Regions from separate parts of the Homo sapiens genome. Here region 1 is linked to region 2. A link is an interaction called in ENCODE POLR2A ChIA-PET data of the cell type or tissue named here. Cell type or tissue: MCF 10A. All regions are shown on one strand. Links, peaks and the distances in the headings refer to the core of each region. The heading gives the core; the rest is flanking DNA.

What was found. ChIA-PET counts read pairs that join two places held together with the same protein. Peaks named below come from ENCODE experiments on the same cell type or tissue, not always from the same donor. Only the 100,000 strongest peaks of a DNase experiment are listed, where the experiment ranks them.
Region 1: POLR2A ChIA-PET joins it to region 2 with 10 read pairs; 10 of 35 experiments call an interaction of 5 or more read pairs at or near these places.

What each region holds. Positions count from the first base shown.
Region 1 is chr20:34,448,667-34,454,047 of GRCh38, reverse strand. It overlaps ITCH (itchy E3 ubiquitin protein ligase), which reads right to left. Exons shown (of 25, transcript NM_031483.7): 12 at 4,568-4,637. Among named protein-coding and RNA genes, the nearest start is that of MIR644A, 15 kb to the left of the region's middle. In MCF 10A, for the core only: no CTCF peak of the experiment used is centred there; no DNase peak of the experiment used is centred there.
Region 2 is chr20:34,312,466-34,317,846 of GRCh38, reverse strand. No RefSeq gene overlaps it. Among named protein-coding and RNA genes, the nearest start is that of AHCY, 12 kb to the right of the region's middle. In MCF 10A, for the core only: a CTCF peak has its summit at 4,995 (motif pointing left); DNase peaks (open chromatin) are centred at 1,446, 3,166 and 4,976.

The DNA.
Region 1 (5,381 bases), core at 63-5,062, 140 kb before region 2:
TTTATTTGCAGAATCCAGAATTCTCTCTTTGTTCTTCTTCTTCTTTTTTGAGACGGAGCCTTGCTCTGTCACCCAGGCTGGACTGGAGTGCAGTGGCGCGATCTCAGCTCACTGCAGCCTCGACCTCTCAGGTTTAAGCAATTCTCCTGCCTCAGCCTCCCAAATAGCTGGTACTACAGACGTCCACCACCACTCCCAGCTAATTTTTGTATTTTTTGTGGAGACAGCATTTCACCATGTTGGCCAGGCTGATCACGAACTCCTGACCTCAGGTGATTCACCCGCCTCGACCTCCCAAAGTGCTGGAATTACAGGCATGAGCCACCGTACCCAGCCAGAATTCTCTTTCTTGTTTAAAAATATATATCCAAATAATTTTTATAACCTAAAAATAATACCCTAAGTATATAGCTGAGCACATACTCAACTTTTTTCTCTCTCTTTTGGTTTTTTGAAAGAGTATCACTCTGTTGTCCAGGCTGGAGTGCAGTGATACAATCACAGCGCACTATAGCCTTGACCTCCGGGGCTCAAGCAACCCTCCCACTTCAGCCACCCAAGTAGCTGGAACTACAGGCATGCCACACCCAACTAATTTTTGTATTTTTTGTAAAGATGGGGTTTCACCATGTTGCCCCAGCCTGGTATCGAACTCCTGGACACAAGCCTTGGCCTCCCAAAGTACTGGGATTACAGGCGTGAGCCACTGTAATGGCCATTCATCTTTTATCTGTCAGCAAAGTTCAGATTTCAGGCCAAGATTTTCCTTTCAGAAGATAACATGAGGCAAGAGAAAATTAATAGCAAACATTTTTCTCATATATATTCTAAGTATATGCTGCTGAGATCAGCCTTGACACATTTGTGAACTGAAGGCTCATCTACTTAATGAGAGGAAGTGCTGTGGCTGTAGAACGGATTTCTGACTTTGTTGAAAAATCACATAATAAACAATACTGAAATTACTGAACATCAAATCCAAATGCAGATTAGAACACTTCCTGACTTGATGAATAAAACAGTAAAAAACAGACACTTCTTGTCATTCTATGTATTCTTTCACAGTAACTAGGAAAATGAGAGAATATCTTCATACTTGATTGGCGAAGCACCTATACAAAGCCCTATTAAATAATACTGGTGAACCAAAAGTATTCTTTGTTCTTTATCCTCTATAGTATGTTCATGTGTTAAAAATTCTTCACTGCCTAGCTAGGCATCGTGGCACAAAACTGTAATTCCAGCTACTCAGGAGGCTGAGGCATTGCTTGAGGCCAGGAGTTCAAAGCTGTAGTGTGCAATTACTATGCTGGAGAACAGCCACTGCACCCCAGCCTGGGCAACACAGGGAGACCCCCATCTCTAAAAAACCAATTATTCACTGAGCCTATGAGGTAGGAATGTCTAGTCCCAGCATATAAAAGTCTGAAAGGGTGCAAGCTGTAAGATGGGATTCTATCAACCTGGGTCAATCCTGAAGGTATGTTGGGTGGGTTGCTTCATCTGATATACTACCAGTGCTGTCACTGGTTCTACAAGTAAGGTATATGCCCCAAAGGCAGCAAGTCATAAAGCAGTGCTCAGTCTGAGTAGGATAATCATAAACATCTGTAGCACTACTTCAACATGAGGAATGTGAAACCTAAAAATAAGCAGACTGTAAAATAGCAGAACAAGACTCTAATAACCTGGCTAAGCTGGATCTTTAACACAGTATTTTAGCAAAGTGTTGTTGGCTAAAGTAAAAATGAGAAAGATCTGGATGATAAAGAAAATGATGAATACAGAAGGCAAGGACCAACTTGCAGGAAAGACTTTTCTGATAAAGGAAACGCAGCTCACAATTCAGCTTTCTATAAGCAAGAGGCATTTTTTTCTACACCTGCCCTAGAGAAGGAGTAAAACAGTTTTGTTTCTGACCATAACCATGAAGCAGGTCATAGTTTTTCTGCAACTTTTTTTTTTTTTTTTTTTTTTTGAGACAGGGTCTCACTCTGTTGCCCAGGCTGAAGCACAGTGGCAAAATCTTGGCCTACTTGCAGCCTTGACTTCCCAGGCTCAGGTGATCCTCCCACCTCAGCCTCCCAAGAAACTGGGATTAGGAGGTGTTCCACCACACCCAGATTATTTTTTGTATTTTTTTATAGAGACAGGTTTTCGCTATGTTGCCCAGGCTGATCTCCAACTCCCGGGCTCAAGCAATGTTCCCACTTCAGCCTCCCAAAGCGCTGAGATGACAGGTGTGAGCCACCATGCCTGGCCTGCAATAAAATTAAGAGGATAAATACATATCCTTTGGATATATCATTTTAGTGCATGAGTTTTTTTCTCCTTCTCTAACATAAGACATACAACTCTAGAAATAAAGCTGGGAAACTCTAGAAATAAAACCATCCATGTCTGGGAATGCAATCTGACAGGTTAAGTTTAATATGCCTTGTAAGGGCAACATCCCCTCTTCTAAAGTACTTCATACTAACCATTCACTGACCACTCTTAGGCTTCAGTAGAGACAGAGGACTCCTTAACTCCAGGCTGCCAAGCTTTGGTAAAGACAGAAATTCACAACTTGCTTTCTTCTTTTTTTTGAGACAGGGTCTTGCTCTCTCACCCGGGCTGGAGTGCAATAGTGTGATCTCGACTCTCTGAAGCCTCAAACTCCCAAGCTCAAGCGATCCTCCCACGTCAGCCTCAAGAGTAGCTGGGACTATAGGCAAGCACCACCATGCCTGGCTAATTTCTTTTTTTTTTTTTTTTTGAGACGGAGTCTCGCTCTGTCGCCTATGCTGGAGTGCAATGGCGCGATCTTGGCTCACTGCAACCTCCGCCTCCCGGGTTCAAGTGACTCTCCTGCCTCAGCCTCCTGAGCAGCTGGGATTACAGGCACGGGCCACCAAGCCCACCTAATTTTTTTGTATTTTTAGTAGAGACAGGGTTTCACCATGTTGGTCAGGCTGGTCTTGAACTCCTGAACTGAAGCGATTCACCTGCCTCAGCCTCCTAAAGTGTTAGGATTATAAGTGTAAGTCACTGCATCGGGCCCACAACTTTCATATGTCCTCCTGTTGTTATAAGCTAATAACAGTAACAGTTATATGTATAGCCTAATACATTTTTTACCTTTTTGACTCACAGAAGTGTTTTGAGAATAGATACCTTTAAATAAGAGCAATGAGATTTCTCAAAGAAAAGCTTATACCCCCAGTAGCATTTATTAACCAGACTCATGTGATCTTGACACACCAACATTTTTTCTCCATAACTCAGTACTGCTAGAACAATGTATCTTGGGGACCAACTTTTCCCAATCTAGAAATATCACTTTCTGAATTTATCCCAATATTATGAAGTATCTTCAGCTCTTGAAGACAAAACTCTGGTTCCACAATGGGCTTTATGTTGTTTTCCACTTTCTATTATAATATATTATTATCTTGCTTCTATGCAAAACTTTCTATACTGCCATCTTTATTCTGAAACCTTGCTATATAATGCTGTGAGTATTACATAACACTATAAAATAGAACCTAGTAGGGTAGGTCCAGCTTAAAGTCTATTAAGGTCTATTTTAATAACTAAGGTATCAGATATACTCAATAACAGCACATGCTCTTGAGCTCCATGGTGTAGGGCATGAAGTTGACACCTTCACATGTGCTCCTTCCACTCTTCTATCAGATAATGCCAACTTAACCAAACTCTGAACCTTGTTTTAGGAGAACCAATGTGATTACAATTTTTTAAAAAGCTTTTTATTTTGAATTAATTATTACTCACAGGATGTAAAAAATTGCACAAAAAGTCTCACATATACTTCATTTTTCTCCGATGGTGACATCTTATATAACTACGTACAGCATCAAAACCACAGAAGTGGCATTGGTACATTATTGTTAACCACAAACATTGTTAAATTTTCACCATGTTTAAAAGCTGAATTCATTTCTGTAAATATATAGTTCTATGCATTATCTCATGTATACATTATTAATGTAATCACCTATTACCAAAATCAAGATACAGAATCATCTTGTGGATCTTGATGGAATCAAGATGATGGAATCATCATCATCACGTAAAACCCCCTTATGTTACCTTTTAATATTTGAATCCACTTCCCACCTACCCTGTTTCCTGACAAGTACTAATATGTTCTCCATCTCTAGTTTTGTCATTTTGAGAATGTTATATGAATTGAATCACACAGGTTGTGATCTTTTGAGACTGACTTTCTTCATCAAGCAAATTACTCTTGAAGTCCACCCAGACCTACTGGTGTATCAATAGCCCATTCCTTTTTTATTGCTGGGTGATCAGTATCTTTAAACTGTAGAAGAGTAAAATAATTATGAGCGTCAATAAAAGTTTATAAAGAGTCCACTTAATGTTTGGGGAATTTAATGCCTATTTGTGAATTAAACTGATATATATATTAAAAAAAAACTTCCCAGACATTCACTCAAGCAAGAGCACAGTATCAGACATAAATATCTGTTTTAAAATGACACAATTGGAAGAGAACAAAAATGAAATGACAGAACTCCATGAAGAAACTCATGTGACTTACCCCATCCAGGTGGCAATGGACCAAGAGGATCAAATTCTTTACTTTGTGATGTAGCAAATAAATCTTGATTCTAAAAAGAACCAAAAAGTGATGAAACTATTAACAACTTAACAACTTATCTGACAGCAAGCTTATGAGTTCTGATTTCCCTTCCCTGGCAATGTATAACACAGAGAGTTTGTATCTTAAAGAAGTGTCACATGGTTATGGATAAATGCCAATATACTTTGGTTTGGTTTAAAAAAAACCGGTGCAAACATTACCTAACATTTAAAATTATTTAAAATTAAAATACTACACATATATGTAATCCTCATCCCCAAAATGACCATTTTTCCTTTGTGCTACAAATTTTACATCAATAATATAAAAATTAGAAAAATATATAACCCCCCCAAAAGTCATTTACAATACCAGTACCCAGAATCATCATATGACTATGAAAAATATTATATGTGTAACTCAAAAACAGAAGATCAAATACAGAACATGTGACATACAAAGAATTATGAGAAGAGAGTTGGGGGAACAGGAAGAGTGGGCTGCCAGATGAGTGGAAGGAAAGGTTTCCAGCTGGAAAGTGTTAATGAGCCTAGAACTGTATGGAAGACTTCTTAAAAGTTCTGTTTCCAATGATCACATTGGTGGAGAGAAAGATTTGGCTAGATAAGATGAAAGCAAAGTAAGAGTCAACCTTTGGAAAAAGAAAACAAAAGTCACACCGACTCTGTGTAGAGATATTAAGTCTGTTTTGATTTAAATGTATAATTAAGTAGAGATAATTACATGGTCACCCAGTAAGATTTGGTTAAAC
Region 2 (5,381 bases), core at 195-5,194:
ACCATGCTGTGTGGAAGCCCAGGCCACATGGAGAATCCACATATCATATCCTTGCTGGAAGCCCCATCTGAGGTCCCAGGTAGCCAGCATCAACTGGCTATCAGGAGATCTTCAAGCTGACTCCAGCCCAGCCACCACCAGACTGCAGCCATATGAGAGACCTTGAGCAAGAATGGCCTAGCTGAGTCCAATCAATGCTCCCTCCCCAAGAAACAAAAGAAATGAATAATAAATGATTGTTGTGGCCAGGCCTGGTGGCTCATGCCTGTAATCCCAACACTTCGGGAGGCCAAGGCAGGTGGATCGTGAGGTCAGGAGTTCAAGACCAGCCTGGCCAAGATGGTGAAACCCCATCCCTACTAAAAATACAAAAATGAACCAGGCACCAGTAATCTCAGCTACTTGGGAGGCTGAGGCAGAGAATCACTTAAACCCGGGAGGCGGAGGTTGCAGTGACCTGACATTGCGCCACTGCACTCTAGCTTGGGTGACAGAGCGAGACTCCGTCTCAGAAAATAATAAATAAATAAATAAATAAATAAATAATTGTTTTATGCCAATAAATATGGGTGGTTTGTTATGCAGCAAAGAATCACTGAGGCCAGGGCAGAGAATTACCCACAATCAGCCTCAGACCATGATGGGGAGGTGATGCCAATCTTTGTCCCTTTCTGGACCCTCTGCTTTTACCCCCAAGGTCCAGGATCTCAGACCACAACTCCCCATGATGGGCTCCTTCATAGCAAGTGAACACCGGCACAGCAATCTCCCTATATGGGCATGAGCTCTCCAGGCCCCAGGCTCTCATCCACAGTTGACTCTGTGGTACTTTAGGCAGGTGCTCATCCCTCAGTTTTCTCTTCTGTAAAATGCACTGTCTGATGATCCCAGCCCTGCCCACTCACACAGAGGCTATGAGGAGCCATCCTTGAAGCTGAAGTTTAAGGGGTTATTGTCAATGTTTGCATTTTAAGATCCAGGTTGGCAACTAGAACCACACAATGTCCTAAAAAGACATTTCAGGACTATCATATTCAGCATTCTATATATTATAGAAGGGGAAACTGAAATATTAATTGTGAACACAGTCCTGGCACTGAATAAATGCTTATGAATATGAGGAGGTGCGAGAAGGGAGAAACAGGCAGCACTGGCCGAAGGATCCAACTCTTATTTCTTGAGAAGCCTCACTACTGCCCTCCTCCTTCTCTCTGCTCCTACGGTTCCCTGCCCATCGCCCCTTCCCCTTTTGGGTTGCCCCTCTGCCCAGGCCTGGAATGGGCACCTGGTGTGAACTCCTGAACTTGGGATGCCAGCCCTGGCTGATTTGCCTCCCTAAAGGCTCACTCCACCATCCTCTCAAGAGCTGTTGCCTTAGAACACTTCCTCCATGTGCTTACAATAAAAGGCATTTGAGAAGAAACCCATGGCTCTCCAAGATGACTCATTTCCTGGGAGGCATTGGAGCCCTGGGGTGCTGGTTGGGATGACCGCCTGAGCCACTCTTGCTGTTGCCCTTAGCACTTCAGCCTTCTCCATATTCTCCACCTCCAAGGCAGGACAAGGGAAACTGAGTCACCAGAGTCACAAGATCAGGCTTCCGCCCCACCTATCTCCCCCATCTTCTCTTCCCCTTTCCATCTGTATTAGACTCCCAGAGCTGCCATTATGAAGTACCACGCATTTGGTGGCTTACAACAACAGAAATTTATTCTCTCACAGTTCTGGAAGCCAGAAGTCCAAAATCAAGGCATTGGCAGGGTGGGTTCCTTCTGGAGGCTCTGAGGAGAGTCTGTTCCCTGCTTCTATCCTGGTTTCTGGTGACTGCTGGCAATCCCAGGTTTCCTTGGCTTGTAGATGCATCACTCAATCTGCTTCTGTCTTCACCGTGTGGTCTTCTCTGTGTCTGTCTTCTTCCCTTTCCTTGTGTTGTAAGGACACTTGATGCTGGATTTAGGGGACACCTTAATCCAGAATTGTCTCAACTCAAAATCCTTAACTTAATTACATCCACAAAGACTTTTCTTCCAAATAAGGTCACATTTGCAGATTCTAGGTGAACATATCCTTTGGGAGGAGGGCCATCATTTAACTCAGAACACCTCTTTTCCCCGTATTTCTGGAATAAGGTAGAAAACCCTCCTAGTTCCTGGAAATTGGCAATTGACAGTGTTAGTGGTTCCTGGAGTAGCCCCTTCCTGTGGATCCTACTCCTGTTTTTGGCTGGATGGGTTCAACTCCATTAGGAAGAGAGCAGGGTATGTGAGGTGGCCTCACTGACATCAGCAATAGGAAGAAGACAAAAGGAGGAGATAGGTAAATCATAAGCAACACAAGAATCCTGCAACGTGAGGACATTGAATGTAGAGGAAAATGACTCAGTTGGTGCTATGCAAATGAGAACCAAGGTTATTTAATGACAACCAATGCTCATTGGGATGATCCTGGTCCACTGAGAAAACTTCAAGTCAGGGATCAACAACCGATATGGGCCAGGGATGGGGACATATGTTGGCCTCGAGAACTTATGCATCATTCAAAGAAGGCAGCTAACATTTAGCTCACCCACCCATTGCTATGACAACATAAGTCTAGTTGCTAGATAATTTTCTCAAGAGAAGCTGGAAATATGGGGCTCCATGCAAACTCCCCCAGTTTTTATATTTATTTATTTATTTGAGACAGAGTCTCGCTCTGTCGCCCAGGCTGGAGTGTAGTAGCATGATCTCTGCTCACTAAAAACTCCACCTCCCAGATACAAGTGATTCTCCTGCCTCAGCCTCCCAAGTAGCTGGGATTACAGGCGCCCGCCACCATGCCTGGCTAATTTTCATATTTTTAGTAGAGATAGGGTTTCGCCATGTTGGCCAGGCTGGTCTTGAACTCCTGACCTCAGGTGATCCTCCTGCCTCGGCCTCCCAAAGCGCTGGGATTACAGGCGTGAGCCTCTGTGCCCAGCTATTTTGTCCCCACTTTCTTACTCTGCCATGACTTTGCAAATGTGATTCCCACACCTGCACAGTTCTCTCTCTACCTGACTCATTTTGAAGACTTTGGTGGACGCCTCTTCCTCTGAGAGGTTTCCACAGCCCCTAGGCCTAGTGAGTCACCCTCTCCCTCCACCTTGGACTCTCTGCTCTGACCTGCCCTGGCATCCATGATCTGTGTCGTGAACATTGGTGAGTCTTTTTTCCCCACTGGCTAGGAAATTCCTTGAGAGCAGGGCCCAGGTCTGAGTCATCTGTGTTGCCTGCCCTGAGTGGGCAGTTAACAATGTTTGTGGGATCAATGGAAGGGAAGAGGAAGGGAGTGGTGTCACAAACAGCTCTCAGATTACTAGCTGAATCTTGGGCTCCAGGTATCTGGCAGTTAAAGCACAGGTCAATGTTATAGGGATGATCTTAGCCGGATGTGGTGGCTCACGCCTGTAACCCCAGCACTTTGGGAGGCCAAGGTGGGAGGATCGCTTAAGCCCAGGAGTTTGAGATCAGTATTGGCAACATAGTGAGACCCTTACTCTACAAAAATTTTTTAAAAAATAAAAAGAGCTGATTTTTGTCTAACCTAACAGAGTGTGTGCAAAGGTGAGGGTCTGAATATGTGTGAGTACTTGAGAATGTGTGAATGTATGTATGAAGTGTATGAGTGTGGATATACATGTGTGTGTGTTTGAGACGGAGTCTCGCTGTGTCGCCCAGGCTGGAGTGCAGTGGTGCGATCTTGGCTCACGGCGACCTCTTCCGCTGGGTTCAAGCTATTCTCCTGCCTCAGCCTTCTAAGTAAGTAGCTGGGTCTACAGGTGTGTACCAGCATGCCCCGCTAATTTTTGTATTTTTAGTAGAGACGGGTTTCACCATGTTGGCCAGGCTGGTCTCGAACTCCTGACCTTCAGTGATCCACCTGCCTTGGCCTCCCAAAGTGCTGGGATTACAGGCATGAGCCACCGCACCTGGCCTTATTTCTGTAGTATGTATGTACATAGGTGCATGAGCATGAGTATTCGTGTGTGATGGTGGGATGTGTGAATGAGTATGTGTTTGAAGGTTTGTATGGATGTATCTGTAGGTGTAAACATGTTCACTGAATGGAACTCCATGGGAGCAGGGACTTTGTCTTGTCCTGTTTTTTTGTCCTTGCCTCTAGCACACTCAAATGAACATGTCTGGCATGGGGGTTGCAGCAGGGAGCATGATTGCAGGAAGGGTAGCCCAGTGGTTACCAGCAGCGACTCTGGAGTCAGACAGCATTGGTGCTTCCTAACTGTGGGCAAATCAACCACTAGGAGCCTCAGTTTTTCCATGTGTTAAATGGGTACCTACCTTATAGGGTAGCATCTATAAAGTAGGGCAACATCTACCTTACAGGGAAGTTCAAAGAGCTTAGAATTGTGTGTGGAGCATTGGATATAATAAATTTGGACTAGTATCATTATCCTGGGTGTCACTGTCAACACCCAGCAGTCCCAACAATGTGGCTTATGCCTGTAGTCCCAGCACTTGGGAGGCCGAGGTGGAAGGATTGCTTGACCCCAGGAGTTTGAGACCAGCCTGAGCAACATAGTGAGACTTTGTCTCAAAAAAAAAAAAAAAAAAAAAAAAAAAAAGCTGGATGTGGTGATGCATGCTTGTAGTCCCAGCTACTGGGGAGGCTGAAGCAGGAGGATTGCTTGAGCTCAGGAGTTTGAGGCTACAGTGATCTCTGATGGTGCCATAGCATTCCGGCCTGAACAAGAGTGACACCCTGGCTCAACAAAACAGAACAGAACAAAAACATCCCGACAAATGCTTCCAAGGGCTAAAGCCCCTTCAAAACAAGTCCAAAGACCACTTACTAGCAACATTCATTGCTCTTCTCTGAACCTCAGTTTCTTCCTATGGGAGGGAGCGATAAGCTGTACTTTGCTTTCTCCCAGGGCAGCTGGGAGGTTATCATCACAGCGCTCCAAATCCTGCCCCTGGAGGGAAGAGTTTGCACTGCAGCAGTCTGAAGCCAAAGCTGGGAGCAGGGTGCCCTCTCCTGGCACAGTGGAGTCAAGGGCGACTCCAGCTGCAGGGCACAGGCTGACCTCGGAGGTCCAGGGGTGCTATCCGCAAAGGAAGGTGGGCAAAATGGAGCCGTCTGGGGAGGGCACCTTACAGCTCCCTACTCTTGCAGCGTGGAGCCCGTGCTCCCTTTCTGTGGACTGAGCTCCTCTGCCTCAGATCTCGCTCCAAGGACGTCTCCCACCCTGCCCCCGCCCCGTCAGACTGGACCAACCCCCCACTCCTCCCCATTACAAGTTCTCAGAGTGTTCCTTTTGCTTTTCTATCATCTGAGAAATGAAGGGCAGGGGCAGAACCCCTGGCTGTGTGACTCCTAAGGTCCCTGGACGAGGCTCTTAG